Regions from separate parts of the Homo sapiens genome. Here region 2 is linked to region 1. The links are chromatin loops, found by intact Hi-C in ENCODE. Cell type or tissue: CD14-positive monocyte. All regions are shown on one strand. Links, peaks and the distances in the headings refer to the core of each region. The heading gives the core; the rest is flanking DNA.

What was found. A loop is a pair of places that touch in the nucleus more often than their neighbours do. Peaks named below come from ENCODE experiments on the same cell type or tissue, not always from the same donor. Only the 100,000 strongest peaks of a DNase experiment are listed, where the experiment ranks them.
Region 2: it touches region 1 in a loop (1.9-fold over the local background); 22 of 110 quality-filtered maps call a loop at or near these places.

The regions. Positions count from the first base shown.
Region 1 is chr14:52,953,607-52,966,052 of GRCh38, forward strand. No RefSeq gene overlaps it. Among named protein-coding and RNA genes, the nearest start is that of FERMT2, 8.8 kb to the left of the region's middle. In CD14-positive monocyte, for the core only: CTCF peaks have their summits at 7,705 (motif pointing left) and 7,911; no DNase peak of the experiment used is centred there.
Region 2 is chr14:52,863,900-52,876,345 of GRCh38, forward strand. It overlaps FERMT2 (FERM domain containing kindlin 2), which reads right to left. Exons shown (of 15, transcript NM_006832.3): 8 at 11,324-11,458; 9 at 10,278-10,327; 10 at 8,900-9,024; 11 at 848-954; 12 at 502-723. The region is part of intron 1 of LOC105370500 (a long non-coding RNA gene); the gene reads left to right. Among named protein-coding and RNA genes, the nearest start is that of GNPNAT1, 79 kb to the left of the region's middle. RefSeq lists a silencer at 9,272-9,566. In CD14-positive monocyte, for the core only: no CTCF peak of the experiment used is centred there; DNase peaks (open chromatin) are centred at 5,242 and 5,552; H3K4me3 peaks cover 826 bases; H3K27ac peaks cover 967 bases.

The sequences.
Region 1 (12,446 bases), core at 6,415-8,914:
GAAGCTAAGAATTGTATCTTATGACATTTGCACATGCTCCAGTAAGCTACAAAAAAATTATGGCTTTCTAAACATGCCTTTCTAGAACCTAAAATATCTATGCCCTTTCTGAATATTCCCTTTCCTTCAGACAAAATTGTTGAAGCCAACTGTCATGGTTTAGAAACTCTTTTAATACAGATGGTCCCTGACTTATGATTTTTTGTTTATGACGGTGTGAAAGCGATAGGCATTCAGTAGAAACCGTACTTTGAATACCCCTAGGACCTTTCTGTTTTTCACATTCAGTACAGTATTCAATAAATTACATGAGATAGTCAACACTTTACTATAACATGGGCTTCATATTGGATCATTTTGCCCAACTGGAGGCTAATGTAAATGTTCTGGATACATTTAAGATAGGCTAGGTTAAGCTGTGATGTTCGTCGGTAGGTTAGGTATATGAAATGCATGTTTGACTTACAATATTTTCAATTTACAGAATGTAACCTCATCATAAGTTGCAGAGCATCTGTACTCGGTTTCCAAATTCTAGTTATTTTCCCACTTTCCAGTAAGAGTTACTTTCTGAACACCCCCACGACAGCACCGACTGCTCTAACTACCGTGCTTTCCTGAATCCACTTCTACGAATGTTCTCTACATTTAGTGACAGAGAGTGGGGGTGGGGAATTTTAATATTGTGAATAACTGCCCTATTTCTTAACATTTGAAATCGCTTGAGTATAGCTTCATAAGACACTTTACTGGCTTTAGAAAGTCAGCAGTATATATTTGAGCAATTAATGCACAGGAAGGCAAGGACCTTCAGTTAAGTACCAGTGGAAGAATAATTAGATTAGGTTGGGTGCAGCTGATCCCTTCAGGCCTTCTTTTTGACTATTTCAAGCTGTCACTTGCTTTGAAGATTAAAGAGGAGTCAGCCTCACCTCTCTGAAACTGGGATTTTTTTTTTCCAGTTTATCAAGTGACGCTTTCAAGTGCATTTCTTAAATATTCACTTCTACCTAAGATTTAGAATGTATTCAAATGTAGACTCTTATCTGAAATCCCCTGCTAGAACCACTAGGACAATGCAATGCTTGTGGTACTTACATCATACTGAAAAGTAGCTGAGTACGCCAGTGTTTGGAAGAACAGCTCAAGCAATGAAAGCAGCAATATCCAAATAAGGTACCAAGCACTGGACTTAGATTTAGACCAAGCAGTGCCTCACAGATCTGCCGTCAAATGCAGCCCTCGGGCTTGGTAATGCTCAGGTTGACTTTAGCTTTTTTTCTGTGCCTACTTGCACTGTGCTTTATATTTCTAGAAGGTCAATTCAAAATATAACCCCTGGGTTTGAAAGAAGGAGAGAGGATGGGGGTAGGAGAAAATAAGAGAGGATTTGTGTGGGTGTGAAATGTGTAAGGGGGGACTTGAAAATGCGACATGAGGCCAGCAAGATGAAATGTAATGAATTATTCTTGTCAAATACCAGGTGGGTAGAATTCTTTCTTTGTCTTGGGGATTGCCAAAAATGGCACACACCAATAACGCTACTAAAGAGGTAGAAATCCAGGGGTGTGGAATGTGATCTAAATGGGAAGGGAGGTTGCAAAAGCCACTTTTTTGACAGAAATGGGCAGTCACTGTAATTAGCAAGAAAAGGACTGGCAAACTGAGAAACAAGATTTGCTAGGAATATGGCTGTTTTCACAGACCAAAGAAGGGCTCCGAGATAACAGTGAAATCTTTAAGGGGAAAGAAATGCACTGCTTACATTTACTGCTTTAGTTACAGAAAGTTTTATGTAGGAAACCATGCTCGGGATACCTTTTCCCCCACCTCCCCCCACCGACTTAAGTTTGAACACCAGGACATCTTGTGAAATATTCTTCACCTCAACAAAAATATCAAATGTTCACACGTACAAACACAGTAACTATGTGTCTAGCACAGTGTAGGACATTGAGACAGGCATGTAAATGTATAACACATGTCACAAATTCTTAAGGAACATCTATCTGATACAGGAGGCTTATATTTAAAACATCAGAAAGGACAGCCACGTACAACATATACAAAAATTAACTAAATACAGCATAGGCTTAAATGTAAGGTCTAAACCTATAAAATTCCTCCAAGAAAATATAGTACTAAACGTTATGACCTTGGATTAGGCAATGGCTTCTTAAATAAGACATCAAGGCATAAGCAACAAAGGAAAATATAGTTAAGTTGGATTTTATCAAAGTTTAAAATAGTTATATTTTAAAGGCAGCAACCAAAATGTGAAAAAGCAATTTATAGAATGGGAAGAATATTTGCAAATCATATATATTTTCAGTGACTTGTATAAAAAATAAATAAAGAGCTATTACAATTCAACAATAACCCCAGACAAATAACCTAACTAAAAATGGGCAAAGAATATGGATATACAGTTGTCCAAAGGAGACATACAAATGGCCACACAGAATATTCTCAACATCATTTATCAGCAGGGAAATACAAATTAAGGTACAATGAGATAACACCTCACATCCTACTAGAAGGACTATAATAAAAAAGATGATAACAAGTGTTGGTTAGGATGTGGAAAAATTGCAACCCTTATACGCTGCTGATGGGAAAGCAAATGGTAAGTTGCTTTGAAAAACAGTTCGGCAGTTCCTCAAAAAGTTAAACATAGAGTTACTATATATATGGTCACCATATATATATAGATATAGTTAGCATATACATAGCTACCATGGTCTGAATGTTTGTGTCCTCCTAAAATTCATATGTTGAAATCCAAACCCCCAATGTGATGATATTAAGAGATGGGGAAGGCCTGGTATAGTGGCTCATGCCTATAACCTCAGCACTTTGGGAGGCCTAGGTGGGAGGATCGCTTGAGCCCAGGCATTTGAGACCAGCCTGGGCAACATGGTGAGATCATGTCTCTGCAAAAATAAAAGTAAAAAAAATTATCTGGGCATCAAGGTGGGCACCTGTAGTCCCAGCTACTCAGGAGGCTGAGGTGGGAGTATTGCTGGAGCCCAGGAATTTTTTTTTCTTTTGTTTTTCAAGACAAGGTCTCACTCTGTCACCTGGACTGGTGTACAGTGGCACGATTTTGGCTCACTGAAGCCTCCATCTCCTGGGCTCAAGTGATTCTCCTACCTCAGCCTCCCAAGTAGCTGGGACTACTTGGCATGCCACCATGCCTGGCTAATTTTTGTATTTTTAGTAAAGACAGGGTTTCACCATGTTGCCCAGGCTGGTCTTGAACTCCTGACCTCAAACTGCCTTCCTCAGCCTCCCAAAGTGCTGAGATTGCAGGCATGAGCCATTGCGCCTGGCCAAGCCTAGGAGTTTGAGGCTGCATTGAGTAGTGGTCATGCCACTGCACTCCAGCCTGGATGACAGAGTGAGGCCCTAAAATCAAATTAAAAAAATTTTTTTTGTTGTTTTCATTTGTCTCTAAAAACAAACTTTAAAATTTTTTTAATTAAAAATAAAGAGGTGGGGCCTTTGATTAGATCATTAATCCCTTTAATAAGGGAGTAGCACACTTATAAAAGAGGCCTAATGGAGCTCATTTGCCCCTTCCACCATGTGAGGACACAGCGAGAAGGTGCCAACTGTTTACTAGAAAGCAGCCCTCATCAGACACAAATCTGCTGGCCTCTTGATCTTGGACTTTCCAGCCTCCATAAGTGTGGGAAGCAGATTTCTATTGTTTATAAGCTACCCAGTTTGTGGTATTTTGTTGCAGCAGCACAGATAGATTCAGACATCCCATAACCCACCATTTCTACTCTTAGGTGTATACCCAAGAGAAGTGAAGACATATGCCCACATAAAAGCTTGAACATACATGAATATTCATAATGTCTAAAAGATGAAAACAACCCAAACGTCTTTCAAGTAATTAATGGATAAACAAAATGTGGTATATTTATACAATGAAATATTGTTCGGCTGGGCATGGTGGCTCACACTTGTAATCCCAGCACTTAGGGAGGCCCAGGTGGGCGGATCACCTGAGATCAGGAGTTGGAGACCAGCCTGACCAACATGGTGAAACCCCCTCTCTACTAAAAATACAAAAATTAGCTGGGCGTGGCAGCATACGTCTGTAATCCCAGCTACTCGGGAGGCTGAGACAGGAGATTCCCTTGAACCCAGGAGGTGGAGGTTGCAGTGAGCCGAGATCGCAACATTGCACTCCAGCTTGGGCAACAAGAGTTAAACTTCGTCTGAAAAAAAGAAAAGAAAAGAAAGAAAGAAAGATTGTTCAGCCTAAGAAAAGAATTAAGTACCAATACATGCCACAAAATGGATAAACTTGAAATCATGCCAAATGAATGATACCAGACACAAAAAGTTAGGTATTGTATGATTCCACTTATGTGAAATATCCAGAATAGGCAAAACAATAGAGATAGAAAGCAGATTAGTGGTTGTTGGGAACTGGGGGCAGCGGGGAGGGTGGTGAGGAAAGAATGGGAAGTACTACTAATACGTGCAATGTTTATTTTGAGGGTGATAAAAATGATCTGAAATTAGATAGTGGTGATGTCTGCACAACTCTATGAATATACTATAAACCAGGGGTCCCCAACTCCTGGGCCACAGACCGGTAGCAGTACGTGGCCTGCTAGGAACTGGGCTGCACAGCAGGAGGTGAGTGGCGGGCGAATGAACATTACTGCCTGAGCTCCACCTCCTGTCAGATCAGCAGCAGCATTAAATTCTTATAGGCATGCAAACCCTATTGTGAACTGCACATGTAAGGGATCTAGGTTGCACGCTTGTTATGAGAATCTAATGCCTGATGATCTGAGATGGAACGGTTTCATCCCCTAACCATTCCCCCACCCCACCCTGCTGCACCTCAGTCTGTGGAAAAATTGTCATCTACGAAACGGTCCCTGGTGCCAAAATGGTTGGGGACTGCTGCTATAAACTACTGACATGTATCCTTGAAAACGTTGAATTTTATGGTATGTGAATTATATAATAATAAAGTAATAAAGAAATCAGAAGGGAAAAAAGGGAGCAAAAATAAAAGGCTAAATTGTGAAGTACAGATCCATTTTGAGGACTGTGATAGTCTAGACTCTGTAAGAAGCTGATTAACGAAGTCATGATATGTTTTCTGAAGACGATAAAGCTAAGCAGACAAAGGAGTAGATGGAGTTAGGCCTATCAAGACAATTAGCATGGGAAAATCACGAGGCAGAAGTGAGTATGGAATGCTCACCAGCCAGGAGAAGAAAGGAATAAATGCTAAGGAGATGCTTGGGGTTGGTGGCCACAGAGTGAAGCCAAACCAGGAAGGACAGAAGTTTAGACTCTGTGGTTTAAAAAAAAAAAAAAAGAGGAGCCATTTAAAAATTGGTTTGTGGGCCAGGCGCGGTGGCTTATGCAATCCCAGCACTTTGGGAGGCTGAGGTGGGTGGATCACAAGGTCAGGAGTTCGAGACCAACCTGGCCAACATGGTGAAACCCCTTCTCTACTAAAAATACAAAAATTAGCCTGGTGTGTTGGCATGCGTCTGTAATCCCAGCTACTGGGGAGGCTGAGGCAGGAGAATCCCTTGAACCTGGGAGGCAGAGGTTGCAGTGAGCCAAGATCGTGCCACTGCACTCCAGCCTGGGTGACAGAGCAAGACGCTATCTCAAAAAAAAAAAAAATGTTGATGTGTGGTAGTAATATTATGAAAGCAATGTTCAAGTAAGATTAATCTGGTAAAAACATGCATGATGGTTTGAAAGAGCTAGGGACTGGAATCTGAAAGGTTGGTTCGGAATCTGTTCATAACTTAGATGTAAGAAAAAAACCTTTGGTTGGTAAGATAAATAATAGGGGGTGGAGGATGCAGGGGATTTCAAAAATAGTATTAACAAAAAGTTTCTGAGCATTTTTGATGTTCCAGGCACTGTCAAGTCACTTTAAATGTTCCTTACAATAACCCTTAGTTTTTATTACTATCCTTATTTAATGTGAGTTCACTGATGGACAGATCGGTTATCTGGTTATACAACTTGTCCTAAATAAGCCACACAGCTGGTATGTGGAAGATCTGGGACTAAAACCTAGGTCTAAAAAAAAGATGGTCATAAATGCTTCAAAGTTTTTATGCTGAGGTGACTGGAATAACAGGGGTACTCCTGGACAGGGAAATGGAAGTTTAAAGGAGATGATTTCAGGGAGCCAGGTAAAGATGAAGAGTTTTTAAAAAGTAATACTGAACTTGGGGTGAAAGCATCACATTCAGTGGAAATGTTTAAAGGACAATTAGATAAAGAAGGCTGGCAGTCTTGTGAGACGATCAGATCACACAGAGAAGTCATTAACACAGAAGTGAGCCCTAATGAATGGCTCAGAGTCCCCAAATGAGGCTGCCCCTTGGGTCGCTGTTCCCCACAGGCAGAAGTAGGAAGAAGAGTTATCTAAGGTAACAGAGAAGAAAGGATCAGAGCTGAGAAAAGAATCAGATTAGTTAGGTGAGCCAAAAAAAAAAAAAAGAAGAAAGAAAAACTATTTGAAGAAAGAAAGGTTGGTCAACAGTATCAAATGACATAGAAAAGTTCAGGAAAATAGTGACTGGCAAAAGTTACTCTTAACCTTGCAGAGGACAATTCTAAAGCTGATGGAAAACAGATTTCCAAGAGTTAAAGAAGATAAAGGGAGGTTTGCCAGGGAAAGAAAAGCAAGAAATAAGATGGTAATTTGGAGGTGCACCAGAAACAAAGACACTTTTCAAAGCAAAGAAGACCTAAGCACGAGTAAAGACTATGAAAAACGTAAGGGGGATTTAGATTGATTTGTGGTTATCAGGAAGAACAAAGGAAAAAAAAAGAAAAAGAGAATATAAGAGGAAATATTTGTTTAAAAGATTCTTCATTGGGATAATTCCAAATATCCAGGAGGAAATAGGAAAAGCCCTGCCAAGCTAGAAGAAATACACATCAATTTTCAAGATTGGGTTGTTGGAAGGCTTTAACCATCTTATAAAAGTAGAAAGGCCCAAGAGGCTAGAGTAAGTTGATCACAAATGTATTTAAACAAATACTGTCAATATTAGTCAACGAGAGGGTGGGGCTGCTTGAGTTATTGTGCTGATCGGATGGAAGCCCTTCCCAGGTCAGATCTGGGCCAGGATGTAAGAAAGGAAGGATGTGATTGAGATTAGTTTCAGTATAACTAGGGCAGAGAGTCAGAGGCCATAGAGAAACCAGCGGTGACAGCACAGAAGTGCATTTGCCAGCCTAGAAGTGCTGCTGCCACCTGTGAGAGTCACTGGAAATCCACAGGCCAAGAATCCAGTCCTCACAGCTGCCTTCATCCTACAATGATGGATCAGTGTTTCCTTGTTAATAAACATGTAGGCTTCTCCCTGATTTTTAGTGTTATTTATTGTCTAGCTGGTTCCTCCTAGTTTTGGGTGGCAGGTAAACTGCTGACTCTCAAACCCATTCTGAGAAATGTTCCCTACCCTTTGTCCTTTGTAACACAATGTCCTCTTTAAATGCATAAACCCTCTGTTCTTTCCCAGGAGTTGCAATTCCACTAAAAGAGCCAAACCAGAAAGTCATCTAAAATTTCAACTGCCCTAGGGCCAACTCAGTCCACCTTGGAAGGACAGAAGTGCATGTTATCTACTAGCTCTTGAGAGGGTGCTCTCAGGTGACAGGGAACAGAACAGCAGCTGAACATTGCCATCTGGTGCCTGGGAGGTGTCACTGTATAAACCTTTCTTCTCTCTTGAACTAAATTCAACAAATAATTCATTAAGAATTTAGGCTCGGTGCAGTGGCTCTTAAGCCTGTAATCCCAGCACTTTGGGAGGCCGGGTGGCTGGGGCGGGGTGAGGGGGTGGACCACTGGCATCCAGGAGTTTGAGATCAGCCTGGCCAACATGGTAAGACCCCGTCTCCACCAAAAATGCAAAAAATTAGCTGGGCATGGTGGTGTTCCCCTGTAGTCCCAGCTACCTGGGAGGCCAAGGTGGGAGGATTGCTTGAGCCCAGGAAGTGAAAGCTGCAGTGAGCTGTGATCGTGTCACTGTACTCTAGCCTGAGTAACAGAGTGAGACTCTGTCTCAAAAAAAAAAAAAAAAAAAAAAAGAAAGAAAGAAAGAAAGAAAGAAAATAAAAGGGAGAATTTAGGCCGGGTGTGATGGCTCATGCCTCTATCCCAGTGCTTTGGCTTGGGAGGCCACGATGCAAGGATCACTTGAGGCCAGGAGTTCAGACCAGCCTGGGCAACAGAGCAAGATGCTATCTCTAAAATAAAGCAAAACAAATACAAGAACTTAGTAAACAAATGAAAATGTGTCCCTACACCTATTAAAAGATACACTCTTGACCAGGGGTGGTGGCTTAGGCCTGTAATCCCAGCACTTTGAGAAGCCAAGTCAGGTGGATTGCTTGAGCCCAGGAGTTCAAAACCAGCCTAGGCAACATGAGGAGACCCCCCCAACCTATAAAAAATTTTTAAAACTTAGCCGGCCATGGTAGCATGCACATGTTGTCCTAGCTACCTGGGATGCTGCAATGGGAGGATCACTTGAGTCTGAGTCTGGGAGGTCGAGGCTGCAGTGAGCCGTAATTGCACCACTGTACTCCAGCCTGGGTGACAGAGTGAGACCCTGTGTCAAAAAAAAAAAAAAGATAACTCTTCATTTTTAGGTTCCATATAATTTCCTTCACCATATAAACAGACTCTACTATCTTCCATTTAGATACATAAAGAAACAAGTCCCTCTCGATCACATATCTCCCTATATTTTTACTTCTGTGTTCCTTTAAACACAAAACCACTCAAATGAAAGGCCTGTATGTAATAGCTTTGCTTTCTCAATTTTCGATTACTTTAAAACTCACCCCCACATTTGCATCTGAAGAAAACATGTCACCTCAAAATATGCTTCTTTTTTTCACATCTGTATGAATCAAAACTGCCTCTTTGACATAAAAATTATTTTTGAGCTAAAGGCAATTAAGATGCAGTAGAGGAAAAGCTCTCTTTATCCAACCTCCTTTTCTGCCTAAAGACAGGCTATAAATTCTCCTTTGCTGGAGACCACTCTAGACTCTTACCAACCCAAACATGGCACCAGAGTGATTTGCAAACAAATTTTATCTGTTAGTTTCCTCCAATATATTTAACTTTCCTTAGAAGTCTAAAATTGCTTTTCTTTGTCTGTTCTCTACAAATGTATTGTTCTTTGTTGAAGATGCTGTATATGCTGTATAAGCCATTGATCTGAGTTACTTTTCATTGAAATTTCTCCCAGATGATGTGTGCTGTATGCATTAATTAAATTGTTTGTTTTTCTTTTGTTAATCTGTCTTTTGTTATAGGCATCCCAGCTAAGAACTACGAGGGGTTGAGGGAAAATTATTTTTCCTCCCCAATACCTCTGTTTCTATCAGTCCACTGAGTCAGTTTTTTAATGTCACCAATAATCCTCATGTGGCATAAGAAATGGTGCCCTTTCCATCCTTTTCTTCGAATTCTCTCAGCCGCTTGCCCACTCTCTCTTTCTGAACACACACTCCTCTTGGAGTCTGGACATTGCCGTCTTTGAGCTTTTCCTCTACCTCTCTTTTCTCATTTTTCAGACTTCCTTGCTTTCTTGCTGGCTCATCCTCTAGCTGATCTCTGAAGTCAGCATGCTATAGTACCTCTTTTCTTCTCTACATACATTCTCTCTCCAGCTGATCTCCTCATACCTTGAGGCTTAAAATACTATCTCTCTGTTGATGATTTCCAAACCTCTAGCCCAGACCTGTGCTTGAAGCTCCAGACCTGTAGATCCATGTGTAGTAGGCACTTCAAACTAAAATGTGCAGTGTGAGACTCTGGACTTTTCCTCCAATATCTACTTCTGCCCCAGTATTTTTCATCCCATCAGATAATATCACCATTCAACCCATTTGCTCAACTTACAAACTAGGAGTCAACCTTGATTTTCCACTTTCCTTTACTGCCAGTCTGCAATGACTAGTTTAACACTACATCCTGTTGGTCTGTCTCTAAAACAGATCCCAAATTGTTCCACTTTTCTCCACCTCCACCACCCCACCCTAATCTTAGCTACTGTCTTCTCACTTATATTATTTATTCAGTAGCCTCCTAAGTGGCCTCTCTGATCTTTCCCCTTCCAATCCATTTCACTACACAGCAGCCAGAGTGATCCTTTAAATCTGTAAATCACAACATTTACTCTTCTCTTAATAACATCAGTAGCTTTCCATCACACTTAGAATAGAATCCAAACTCCTTATCATGGCTTGAAAGGCCTCACAGGATCTGGACCGTCTACCTTGCTGACCTCTTGCTCACTGTATCCAGTCATTCAGGACTCCTTACTTTTCTATCTTAGCACATACCATTCCCTTGGCCCCCAGGCTTTTCCCTGCCTCTTCTTGTGGCTCTATGTTTCTCAGCCCCAGTATCATCCCTCAGCAAGGCTTTTCCTGGCCAGGCAGTCTGTAGTAGCCTTTACCACACTGCATCCCCACCACCCCATTACTTTCTATTTCCTCATTTGCTTTTGTTCTCCTATAAAACTTACCAAGAATTCAAAATTATCACATTTGTTTGTTAGCTTATGATATTGTTTGGCTCTGTGTCCCCACCCAAATCTCATCTGAAATTGTAATCCCCATGTGTCCAGGGAGGGAAGTGATTGGATCAAGGGGGCAGTTTTCCCCATGCTGTTCTCGTGATGGGGAATGAGTTTTCATGAGATCTGATGGTATTATAAGTGCCTGGCATTTCCCCTGCTTGCACTCACTCTCTCTCCTGACACCATGTGAAGAAGGATGTATTTGCTTCCCCTTCTGCCATGATTTTAAGTTTCCTGAGGCTTCCCAGCCATGTGGAACTATGAATTAATTGAAGCTCTTTTCTTTATAAATTACCCAGTCTCAAGTATTTCTTTATAGCAGTGTGAAAACGGACTAATACAGCATATTTGTCTTCATCCCAGCCAGCCTTCTTTTCTACCATTATAAGAGCCCCTTGAAGGGAGAGACTTTCCAATTCCATGCACTGGCACCATTCCAGCTCCGTGGGCACAATTCATGTCATGATCATGTGAATAGAGGTCCCTAAGGCTCCCAGCCTTGTTCTACTTTGTTCACAGCCATATCTCCCAAGCACCTAGCATAGTACCTGGCACATGACTGGTGCTCAACAAGAATTTGATGAATGAATGAAAGAATGAAAGGGTGCATATCTTGGATTCTGTGCCACTAAGAAACTTAAACTCGTAAAGACTATTAGAACCAAGAGCATCAGCACGACATATAAATATTGATGAGTTTCTCAGCCCCACATGCTTTTTTAGTAGTGTGCTCTGATCTTTGAGCTGTAACCAAATATATCAATATGCATAGATCCTGTCCTTATCTTTGTCATAGACACTGTCCTTCAATCTTGTCTACTATCTTTGATTAGTCAACCCTGGCCCTTTGCAACCTAGCCTCACTCCTCATTCTCCTATGACTTCATCTCCTATTTCCCATTGAAATTGGAGCCAAGGGAATAACTCCCTTGATTTACTCTACCAAACCTTCCGGACTGTCAAAATCTACACAAGATGGTCTCTCTTCCTTCCCTGCCATTAGGCAGAAGAGGTGTTCATGTTCTTATCAAAGATTAATCCATCTGTGCCCACATCCCATTTCCTCCTATTCTCAATAGATTCTCCAGTGTTTTCTCCTGCATCTTTAAACTCTCTCCTTGACCCAGAGGCTTCTTATCTGCACTTAAATGTGCTCAAGTCTTTCCCATCATTTGAGAGGCTAGAGAAGAAGTCAGAAAGCCCTCCTCAGACTTTACTGTCTCCTTTGCTGTTGTCCTTCCCTTCACAGTCAAACTTCTCCAAAAAATTTTAAGCATTGTCTATACTTACTGTCTCCATTTCCTCTTACTGTTTTACTATATTTAATTTTTTTATTTTTAATTTTTGTGGGTACATAGTAGGTGTATATATTTATGGGGTACATGAGATATTTTGATACAGGCATGAAGTATGTAATGATAACATGGAAAATGAGGTATCCATCTCCTCAAGCATTTATCCTTCGTGTTACAAACCATCCAATTATACTCTTTTAGCTATTTTTAAAATGTACAATTTAGTCATTATTGACTTTAGTCATGCTGTTGTGCTGTCAAATAGTAGGTCTCATTCATTCATCCTTTTTTTTTTTTTTTTTTTTTTTTTGAGATGTAGTCTCACTCTGTTGCCCAGGCTGGAGAGCAGTGGAACAACTCTGGCTCACTGCAACCTCAGCCTCCTGGGCTCAAGCCATGCTGCCACCTAAGCTTCTTGAGTAGCTGGGACCACGGTGCACACCATCATGCCTGGCTAATTTTTTGTAGAGATGGGGTTTCACCATGTTGCCCAGGTTTGTCTTGAACCCCTGAGCTCAAGTAATCCACCCAT
Region 2 (12,446 bases), core at 4,317-6,816, 92 kb before region 1:
ATGTCTGAAAGAACACCATGTTAACAGAATGATTTCTGCAATTTGTTTAGAGTAAGTTCTCAACTATTCTGTGTCCTTATCTGTTCTATTAAAATGATAAAGATTTTTTTTTTTAATGACCAATTTAAACTGACTAAAGGTTACTTTATTTTCTACAGATTGAGTATCCATTATCCAAAATTCTTGGGACCAGAAGTATTTTGGGTTTCAGATTTTTTTGGATTTTGGAATATCTGCATTATACTTACCAGTTGAGGATCCCAAATCTGAAATCCAAAATGTGCCAATGAGCATTTGAGAGTCATGTTGGCACTCAAAAAGTTTCAGATTTTGGAGGATTTCAGAGGTTCAGATTAGGGATACTCTAACTGTATTTTATATTCTAACCATCTGATACAAAATTAAGACTAAAAAGTTTTGTTTAAGAGGGGAAAAACAAAGTTATGTACAAAATTATAAAAACAAACCAGCACAGTAGATGAAGTAAAATGAAGTAAGTACCTGCTTGTTCTTATACTTTTTTAGATAGCGGGGAGACACCAAACATTCAGGAGTTATATCAGTCGTGATCTGCTCTGGTATTAACTGAGGATCTGGGTTTAAATGCTGCATCTTCAGAAAGGAAAGAATATTCTGAACTTCTAAGTTGTAAGAACTGTCCGCCATGGTCTTGCCTTTGGAGGCTAATCTGCAGGCTGCCATCCAGTGTGCATACTGTTTTTCCTGGAGAAAAGAAATACTGATGTGTGCAATGTATCACGAGGTGGGTCTTTCAAGTATAAAATATAAGGATGACTGGTCAACTCATTTAAGAAAATTGAAGTGTATTTTTAACTGGAAAACTTACATTGTCACAACGAAGCCAGATTTCATTCATGCCTTCTGCAACTGGAATCAGGAGTTTAATGTTAAATTTTTGGCCTGAAATGTTTACATCTGGGGTAACTTCACATCCTGTAACAAAAAATTTTTATTAAAATGGCTAAATTTACTTTTAAGAAATCTCAAGTCAATACAAGCAGCCCTCATTCTGTGGCATCTTAACATGTTGGATTTTGCCATAGTATTTTATGAAGGCATCTGCTGCAGAAGGTAACATACACATATACTTGGGAAGCTGGAATGAAAACAACTGTATTCAGGCCAGGTGTGGTAGCTCACGCCTGTAATCTCAGCACTTTGGGAGGCCGAGGCGGGCGGATCACCTGAGGTCATGAGTTTGAGACCAGCTGACCAACATGGTGAAACCATGTCTCTACTAAATACAAAAAATTAGCCGGGGGTGGTGGTGGACACCTGTAATCTCAGCTACTTGGGAGGCTGAGGCAGGAGAATCACTTGAACCTGTGAGGTGGAGGTTGCAGTGAGCTGAGATCGCACCGTTGCACTCCAGCCTGGGCAACAAAAGCGAAACTCTCTCTTCAGAATTTCACTTTGTAGGAGGCTTTACAGAAGGGAGTGCAGATTTACTGAACTAGGTGTTAGATAATGGCATAACAGCTGGCATAAACAAGTAGTAACAGTATAATAAATACAGTGAAGTAGAGCTCTGCAGTCAGAGAGACTTGGGTTGCAGACCTTTCTTTGTCACTTATTAATAATAATTATGGGCCATTTAACTTCTGTAAGTCGACATTTCCTGACCTTGGACTCTACCTCACAGGGATGATTTAAGGATAAATAAGATAATACACTGTCAAAGCTTCCTAAAGCTTATTCCAATTGTCCAAGAATGACATGAACAAAGCACAATGTCATATGATCATGCAGTAGGCTCTACGAAGAAAATTTTAAATTGTTAGTAGGGCTTGCTTTTTCAATTCCTCTTGGCACAGAATATAAGATCATACACACTCCATATTCAGAAGAACAAATGTTAAAATTGTCATTTTCCCTGTCTACATAAATATTTTAGTATTAAATAAAAAGAACACTTTAGATAAAGGAGAGGCCCTCTTTATTCTCCTCCCCAGAAGCAACTCCTACCATGAATTTTGTAGATTCCCCCCTGCCCTTTGTTTTCTTTTTAAAATATTTACTACATATGAATTTCTTCTTTTATATCTCCTTTTATACAGGCTTTAGAATGATGAGAACATGTGTGACGAACTGTTTAATGTGCAAAGTTGAAACAGTTGTTTGAAAGTACACAATCTTTTGCACAAATATCATTAATAATTCAAGAGGATTTACAGTACACAATTCCATAATAATTAGGCCTCTTTTAAAAAAACAAGAAAACTAAACAGGGAGAGACAAAGTGGGTGGTAACTCAGGCACTAGTGTAGGCTCAGAGGCCTACAGGGGCCACATCTCAAACACCCATTCCATGCCACCTCAGCTACCTACTTCCACGGCAACCACTGGACTTCCTCAGTTACCCAATTAGTGTACATCTGAAAGATGAAATGCAAACAGCCAATTCTGGTCACAATCTCTAATCCTAACTCTTTGAGGAACCCTATGCTGCAACCCCTCCACTTTCTCCCCAACAGCAACAGAAGGAAGCAACAGCTCCCTCCTTCCCAACCAGCCTGGACCACATTCACTGGACATCAACTCCAACTGCCGAGACTCACTGTCTTCACATTATACATTCTCCTAGCAAAATCTGCACCCTAGGTAAATAAATCCCTCTAACTTTTCCTTGCCTATACTCAGGCTGCTTAGCACTGCAAGATGGGAAGAAGCAAGAAAAAAAGGTTTCACTACAGATTCATGGATACCAACCTCAGCTGGGCCCTTTATGCTTGCATCCTTCTGTGCTTATACAGACATTTTCAACAATGCCTATTTCAAATCTTCTCAGACATCCTACAATGTCACTTGGTCTCAAGGGACAACTCCACCTCTTATGTCTCCAAGAAAATGAAAGCCACCAGAAGTTAAGTCCATCCATTTCCTGCCACCGTACAAGATAAACTTAGCTGTCCTTGCTTCCACGCAGTGCAAGAGGCATCCCTCATCCTCCAGCTTTCCTATCCAAGTGGGCTGAGTTCATTACCATCCGAGCAACCCTGCTCCACCACTGAGATCCTCCCTCTCAGACACTACATTTCCTTCTTTCTACTGCCACATTTCCACCAGCATTTAATTTCCTTGAGTCTCTCCCATCTTACACCACAACCTACCTCCCTTTTCTGTTACCTCTTTCCCCCTTCCTTGTCATAGATAAAGTTCATTAAAAAGCTTTGCCTCCTTTTTTTTTTTTTTTTTAAATAGAGACAGGGTTTCACCATGTTGCCCAGGCTGTTCTCAAACTCCTGGGCTCAAGCAATCCACCACCTGCCTTGGTCTCCCAAAATGTTGGGATTATAAGCATGAACCACCGTGCCCAGCCATTTTTGTTTCTTATTTACTTCTCAGTGACTGTACTTTGGCTCCATACTCAATAAACCACTGAAGTCTACTTAACTTGTTCTTATCAAGGTCATGAACTACATGGCTAGATACTATGTTGGCCTAACTACCTTACTTTACTACAGTACTGGACATTGTTGACTACTCTGTCCTTTTGAAACAACTTTTATCTTAGCTTTCATCATACTTCACTGCCATAGTCTTCCTATGCATTTTTTTTTTGTTTCCTTTGCAAGGTCCCCTTCTTCTAACCTGCCCTGTCTCTTAAACATGGGTGATCTGCAGGGTTCTATTCTTCATCTTGTCTTCTCACATTACAGACAACCATTGCAATGGCTGCACTTACCATTACTGCTAACTGTTACCCTATCAGTATCTGTAGCATGTGCATCTCTCCCCTAATCCAATGTCTACAGGCTAGCTCCAAATAGACATCCCACAGGCACCTCAAATTCAAAATATCCCCAAATTAAACTCATCTTTCCCCCCAAACCCAGCTCCTTTTTCTACATTCTTCTCATCTTCTACATTCTTATCTCAGTATCACACTATCCACCCAATTGCACAAATCAGAAAAATGACCCCACTTCAACCTCCTCCCAAATAAGTCACCCAGACTATTGACCAAACTTCCTCAGTATCTATTCAATCTGCCCCTTTTCTCATCCCATGTTGATTACCTTAATTTGGATTACTATCATCTCTCTAAAATGACTCCTCTGCACCATAACTGGTATAAATATGGATCTTGTCATTTTTGTGTTAATGTTCTTTCAGTGACACGTCACTGCTGCCAGTTCAAAAAGCAATCTCCTTACCATTTTTATCATCTAATGTCTGCCAGTTTCTTCTGCGACTACCTCTCATGTTAGCAGGAATCAGATTCAATAGCTATTAAGAAGTATTCATCCTTCCCCTTAAATTCTATTTTCCAGCAGCACAAAACTCTCTAGGCATTTTTTTTTTTTTTGAGATGGGGTCTGGCTATGTTGCCCAGGTTGGTCTTGAACTCCTGGGCTCAAGTAATGCTCCCACCTCAGCCTCCTGAGTAGCTGGGATTACAGGCATGTGCCACTGTGCTTGGCTCTCCATCCCCGATGAAGTCTCTCCATCCTCACTGAAGATTAAGTTATAGAACACCCTTACCCCTTGCTCTTTTCCTTTCCTTTCCAAAGTACTATTTATTACCCCAATTGTAATTTTATCTCGCCAACATGCTCTAAACCATCCTGAGGATTGAGACTGTAAGTGGTTCTTCCTTGTATCTCTAGTACCCAGCACAGTTTGTGGCACAGGAGTTCACTTAGTATTAGCTGAAATGAATTTTTAATAACTTTGCATTTTAGATCTCTATGAAGCCTTGGCATCCAGTCTAACACTCTCATTTCTCAGAAGAAGATACTATAGGCCCAGATGTGCTATCTTTCCAAAATCACAGATCTAAACCAGGTGTAGTGGTGTGCACCTGCAGTGTCAGCTACTCGGGAGGCAGAGGTGGAAGGATCGCTTGACCCCAAGAGTTGGAGATAAGCGTGTACAACATAGTCTCAAAAAACGAAACAACAAAAATCATAGGGCTTGTTTAGTAGAAGAGCAGCATCCAGACCATTTGATTCTTGGTCAAGGTGTTATCAGTGCGGTGCCTGTGATGAGTGCAATGATCAGTGTGATGAGTCCTTTGAGAGGACTTGGGAGCAGTGGGATGAAAACTGAGAACAGCTTATAAACTTATTAATTCCATGCCAGGACCTGACCTCTTAGTTATACAGGAAGAAGGTTAAGATATAACAGGGACAGTGAGAACAGGGGCCAGAAGACAGATTTAGTCTCAAAGTCAACAGTGGATCATTTACGCTGGTCCTGGGCAGCTGAAGAGGGAAGCAGGAGAAGGTTGCAACAGATCCTGAGAGCAACAAAGAATGACAGAGACCCAAAAGTGAAACGCCCGTGACTGAGAGAGGAAGGTAGTGACCCTAATTAAGAGTTTCAGGTAAATTACAGAATTCCAAAATGTGGGAATAGCAATTGTTTACCCAGGACTGAGTTTTTCTATTTTTTAAAAATTTGTGTAACTTTAAAAGCAATAGTTTAAGTGACTACTAGGCAGAGCTCATGTACTAGGGTACAGATTTCAACACTGTGTTGAAATACGGTAAATCTATCCTAATGTACAATATACAGTCACGCATTGCATAACAGCATTTCGGTAAACAACGAACTGCATATACGACAGCGACAATGCCCTCATAAGACTATAATGGAACTGAAAAATACTGCCTAGTGACACTGTAGCTGTATCATAGCTCACATCTGTGTAAACAAACCTATTCTGCTGCCAGTAATAGAAAGATGTAGCATGTACAATTATAAGTAGTACATAATACCTGATAATGATAAATGACTATGTTACTGGTTTATGTATTTACTATACTATTCTTTTCATCATTATTTTACAAAGTACTTCTACTTAAATAAAAAAGTTAACTGTAAAACAGCCTCAGACAGGTCTTCAGGGGTATTCCAGAAGAAGGCATTGTTACCAGAGGAAATGACAGCTCCATGCTTGTTACTCCCCCTGAAGACCTTCCAGTGAGACAGGATGCAGAGGTGAAGGACAGTGATATTGATGATCCCAATCTCGTGGAGGCCTAGGCTAATGTGTGTGCCTGTGATTTAAGCTAACAAAAGGTTAAAAATAAAAAATAAAAATCTAAATACAAAAAAACATATAGAATAAGGATATAAAGAAAATATTTTTGTATAGCTGTACAATGTTTAAGCTACGTGTCATTAGAAAAGGGTCAAGATGTTAAAAGTAGTTATAAAGTTACAGTAAGCAAAGGTTTGAAGAAAGAAAATTATTGAATAAAGTCTATAGTAGCATATAGTAATGTCCTAGGCCTTCATATTCACTCACCACCCATTCACACCCAGAGCAACTCCCAGTCCTGCAAGCCCCATTCATGGAAACTGCTCTATACAAGTGTACTTTTTTTTTTTTTTTTTGGAGACGGAGTTTCGTTCTTGTTGCCCAAGCTGGAGTGCAATGGCGTGATCTCAGCTCACCGCAAGCTCCACCTCCCAGGTTCAAGCAATTCTCCTGCCTCAGCCTCCTGAGTAGCTGGGATTACAGGCATATGCCACCATGCCCAGCTAATTTTGTATTTTTAGTAGAGACGGGGTTTCTCCATGTTGGTCAGGCTGGTCTCCAACTTCCGACCTCAGATGATCCGCCGCCTCAGCCTCCCAAAGTGCTGGGATTATAGGCATGAGCCACCGCGCCCAGCCAAGTTGTACCTTTTCTAGATTTAGATATGTTTAGATAACAAATACTTACTATTGTGTTACAGTTGTCTACAGTATTCAGTACAGTAAAATGCTGTACAGGTTTGTAACCTAGGAGCAATCGGCTATACCATATAGCCTAGGTGTGCAGTCAGCTATACCATCATGGTTTGTGTAAGTACACACACTCCATAATGTTCACACAATGACAAAATCACCTGGTGACACATTTCTCATAATGTATCCCTACTGTTAAATGATACATGACTGTACTAAGTACAATTTAGGAATATGAATCAGGAAAAGCACCTCTGTGTTTTAAGTGTTAAATGAAATTGTTTTGGGAGTCATTTTTGTGAAATCAGTCTGGAGCCCTTTTCCCTGGTGCTGTTGTCCACATCGGAATACTTCGAGTTAGAAAGGCCTTATCTACAAAAATATGTGTACGTACAAATGTACCCAAAGAAGAGATGGGCTGGGCCACTAGGAGTAACTCAGAACTGGCTTGCCAAGGGTGGCGCAACCTTTGCTATAATCAAGCAGGTGGGAAACCAGGAGACTATGGCTGCAGGTGTTAGCTCCAGCGCCTAGTAATACCTCCCTCCTTTCATTTTCTGTGTCTCTAACCCCTTAGCTCTATTCCGAATTTAAGTCTCCCATGAATGCACCTGACTGGAATCTAAGTCTCATTGGAAATGAGTCTAGAAAGTGTATTTTAGTTTTTTAGTCTTTGCTCTTCTAAGGGAAGATACAGTGAGAGGACTGTGGAACAGACAGTGCAGAGCCAGCTGATTGACTGCATCATCCAAAAGGCATGCCATGTGCCAAGGGTGTGTGCTCACGGGAGAGTGGTCCTCAGGGGATACAGCTTTCTGGAGAAGTGGTATCTACACTGAAAGTGAACCAGGTGATTTTATTGAAAAGTATTACCCCAAGTGAGAGGCTCATTAACGCTCTGCAAAGAAATCACAGTGAGCAGCAGAATGCCATCTACCTGCAGAAGAACCAGACTAATCTGGAGAGGAAATTCGCCTACCAGCTGAGCCAGGGCATCATCAGATGAAAAAGGTGAAAGAGCAGTATGAAGAACCAATAGAAGAAATCACTGAAATAGAAAATTAAGCTGTAGGTCATAGACCTTACTGAAGAAAAGGAAAAACAAAATCCAAAACAAAGCCAATAGCTGAGGCTTCATCCAGGCTTAGCCCAGGCTGTAGGAAGCAGGCCTGCCACAAACGCCCTGAGGGAAAGGAAATGAGCAACCCAAATACCAGACCCTAGTTCTGAGATAGCTTTGGATTTGAAAAGACAGGACAAGAGAAAACCAGTGAGACTCAAGGTGTCAGCTAGAAGCCTCCGAGGAATATCCTGAAGCGGCCTCAAAAGCCAGGATGAGAGCAAAGACAAAACTGTGTGAGGAAGAGGTGTTGGGGAAGGGGAAGGGGAAGGACTTGCCCAAACCCTGAAAGTGTCAGCTACTCTACTGGCGAGCCAGGAAAATTCAGAGGCTGAGGACCCTGAGTGGGACCAGCCTGTCATCAGTGAGGGTGAGGAAGAGCAGGATGTCGAAGAAGAAAGCCCAGGGATGACTACAGCGTGGCTTAAAATAAGGCAGAATCCAAAACAGACAAGGAGGCAGCCCCTGCAGAATAAGGAAACTCTAAATGTCCTTAATGCTGAAGATCAAAAGACAACGTAAGCTTACTTGACAAGTTAGAAATGCAGAATCAGCTTGGTGTGGTGGCTCACGCCTGTAATCTCAGCACTTTGGGAGGCTAAGGTGGGCAGATCAATTGAGGCCCGGAGTTCGAGACCAGTCTGGCCAACATGACGAAACCTTGCAGCTGGGTGTGGTGGTGCACACCTGTAATCCCAGCTAGTGGGGAGACTGAGGCAAGAAAATCGCTTGAACCCGGGAGGCAGAAGTAACAGTGAGCCAAGATTGCACCACTGCACTCCAGCCTGGGTGACAGAGCAAGACTCCCTCTCAAAAAACAAAAAAGAAAAGTTGAATCATACATTTCAGGTCAAGTCTGCACAAAGAGATTACAACAAAATATTTATGTGGAATTGAATACTTCAAACCTGTGAAAAGGACTATGTAAAAGAGACATATCTAAACATTTTTCAAGTACCCAAAGGAGTAAAGAAATTGATTTTTTTAAAAAACTTGTTTATCCCAGCAAGTGGCTCATTGACTATTAGGCCAATGGGGATGCCACCATCAACAACAGCCGTGCCAGGCTCTCCTTACCCCTGAGGTTCATCTGATGAGCTGGTGTGCCACTGGATTCTTCTTTGCTCTTATAACAAGAAATGGATGTGTCTTTGAAGGTGCACCAATATTGTTTGTAACCTTTCAGAGTCAGCTTTTTTGGCCTATGTATCAAAGAGAATTAACAACAAAATCACTTGGAAGTAACTTTATTAACGCTGTATTAGCAAAGTTTCACAATATTAATTTAAGTCTGGGGTCAAGTTTTACACGTGCTGAAATTGATCCCCCTTGGTCAGCGTCTTATTAGTCAGTGCTACTGTTACTGGATGCGAGCCTCCCTTCTCAATCTACTCTAGAAGATCCCACAAACAGCGTTCCGAGGAGAAAGGCAGTAGGGCCTGTGTTCCAGTATTCTGCAGCTGTAGCCATCACATCTATCACTAACTAGCAGGTCACATGGGAAGGGTAGGAAAAGAAAGGTGAAGTAAATGTCAGTAATTGGAAAATTCCTAGATCCTGTAATTACCTGCAGGTTTATGGGTGTCTGCAGGATTGCCTTGGAGCCTCTATAAAGATGCAAATTTACCTGGCAGGACTGAAAGTGGGGGATGTGCTTCTTTCTCCGGGGTAAATTCCAATGGTGACATTAACTTGCCACTCCAATATCAAACACAGAAGGAAGATGACAGAGCAGTCATGAGGATGTGTAAGGAAAGGTGCAGGTAGATGAGAAAGGTGGGTCAAGGGGGAAGGAGAAAGGGTAGGGTAGTGGATCTGAAATCATGCCCTTATCTCAGAAGTTCCATATTTTGAACTGCTGTATGTTCAGCTATGGTAAATGGTTTATTCTAGAGTAGTTTTGTATCTTATATAGTAGAAAATAGTACTTTCCACATCACCTCCTTTTCCTTTTTCTCCTCTCTGCCTTAATGCCGAGCTCTCTTGATTCTGTGGAATATAGCTGGATAGAGTGTTAAAAATCTTGATCAGATATACTAGAACTTTACATAAAATGTTCCATGAACAAATGAACAGAGTTCAATAGAATCTTGCGCTCTGAACGAGGAAATAATCGCTGGCAGTGACACAGTTCATTATGTACTGCTTCCAACTGAGGCCCGGAGGGGCTGTGCCACTGTATTACTATGTTTCAGCATCTGTATGATGCAATCTAGGTTTCACAATCTTTTTTTTTTTTTTTTAAAGAAAAATCTGATAAAAGAATGAGCATTGTGATTTTAATTTTGTAAAAGTGGTTATTTTCTCTCGTGGTAATTTGGTGTTCACCTAACTGGTAAATCCTTTTACAGTAGATGCGTTTGTTAGTCAAACTTAACAGTTAGTTTCAATAATGTGACCATGACTATAAAGCTGACAGTTATTAATATTTGGCATCCCTCCTTTTTGTACTTACTTGAAAACTTTAATGTAGTCAGCAAGTTCAGGAATGGAAGTAATGTCACCCTAGGAGAGAGTTAAATCCTTTTTTAATTTTTTTAATATTTGAAATTCTTTCTAATGTTTGGTATCTGATATCAAGAACTAGCTTACTTAATAAACAGAATGACATAAAATACAATGATAAAGATTTAAACAACAAAATCACATTACATAGTCTTGTGGACCATATTCTTCTTGGTACAAAGGCATTTTCAAATAGCATAAAAGGTTAACAAAATTTTCATCAAAATGGCAATTTATACAACCCATGAGAATATGCTATCTTTAATAGTGCTGAAACTGTTTGTAGGTGCATATAAATCTGTACATTGTAAAAGGCCTGAAGTGTTTCTTCAGCAGTAACTAATCCCTATACTTAAAAACCAAACCCAGTGTTTCACAATTTTCCCGAGATCTATTTTCTTCTTTTTGTAGTATTTCAAATGTGCACATCACTAAGTGGATTTTTACCATGACTTGAGATTATTTTCCTCTGCAGAAATGTCTTCCCACCACTTGTAAAAGAATTTGCAGAGTATTAGAGTATTAGATCTATTCTTACTGTATTGAATGCACTAGAGACTAATACATTATTACTTTAAAAACAAACTTCCCAGTGGTGGCGGGAGCACTGCTTAAGGCCAGGAGTTTGAGATCAGACTAGACAACACAGTGAGACCCCATCTCTTAAAAAAATAAAAAATTAGCCAGGTGTGGTGGTGCATGGTTGTAGTCTCAGCTACTCAGGAGGCTGAGGTAGGAAATGGCTTGAGCCCTGGAGTTTGAGAATGCAGTGACCTATGACGTGTGCCACTGCACTCCAGCCTGGGCAACAGAACGAGACCCTGTCTCAAAATAAACCACTTTGCTCAAAGTTCCTGAAAAATTAACATCTGATTTCTCTCTCTAAAGCATTAAATATTTCTCTCCACCACCCCCAAATACTTTGAACCTAAATCCACAAAATGGAATGCATCAATTCAAGCTAAATTAGTAGGTAAAAAAAAAGATTCACCCTACCAAAATTGTTGACGTTTTACCCCCTTCCAGAGTAATCTCCAGGTCTGAAAGGGCAGCATCAACTTCATCAACTTCTTTGTCACTGTTGTTCAAATGATTCTCTGATGTCATGATTGACAGCTTATTGATATGATACTGAAACCAGAATTATTTTATTAAAATAATTGCTATAACTGTAAAACTCTAAAATGAAATTACTATCTGAATCTATATTTAATGCTTTTCAGGACCTAATTTGAAAAGACAGAAGCGTCTAGGAACTAGAACGATAGGAAATAAATACCTGAAATCAATATCCTAAACCTGCTAATAAATACTTATCCAAAAGAAGTAGGGTCTTTGGACACATACCAATGAATTCATCATTTGCGGGCTCTAAGACTTAAGAGAGTTAACTGGTCCTCAACTGTACTTCACATTAACAGAGATTTTTGACTTTTTTTTTTTTCATTGTAATCTGCCCTGTGTCTATAACAGGGCCTGTTATCAAGAAATATTGAATGAACATACAGAATATGCATAAGGTCTTTTGTAGAAACTGATGAACACTGAATGCTGTACACTGCTCCTATTACCCAGGAGAAAGTCATCATTATTATGTCGAAAGCTAAAACTCCACTTTTTCCCCATCCTTGCTTCATGTTCTGTATTCTCATATCTAAGAATGTTTGTACGTGAGTACGCACATGGACACCCACATATACGTGGGTGGGGTGGGGGCAGAGAGAGAGTAGTGAGTAGTGATGACTACTCATATGTAGACAGGAAAATTTTTGGATACAGAATAGTTACTGATTTTAAATATACTTCAGTAAGTGACTTAGAACAAATATTATGTTAAGCCTTAGGTTTTCTACAAAGGTCAGCAGAACCTTTAAATCTTAATCAATTACCTTTCAAAGCAACAAGTGGCACTCCAAATGTCTAAAGTATTCATTTAATACATTCATTTCATGGGAACATTTAGTGAACTAATCTGAGGCCACTTACCAATGTTCTGTGTTTTAAGATTTAGTGATTGATTGGTAATGAATAGTCTCTGACTACTTCAATTGTGCTGAAATGAGATCTTACAATTGTAGAAATGTCAATGTTCATAAATTATGGGAAATGAGGTAGAGGT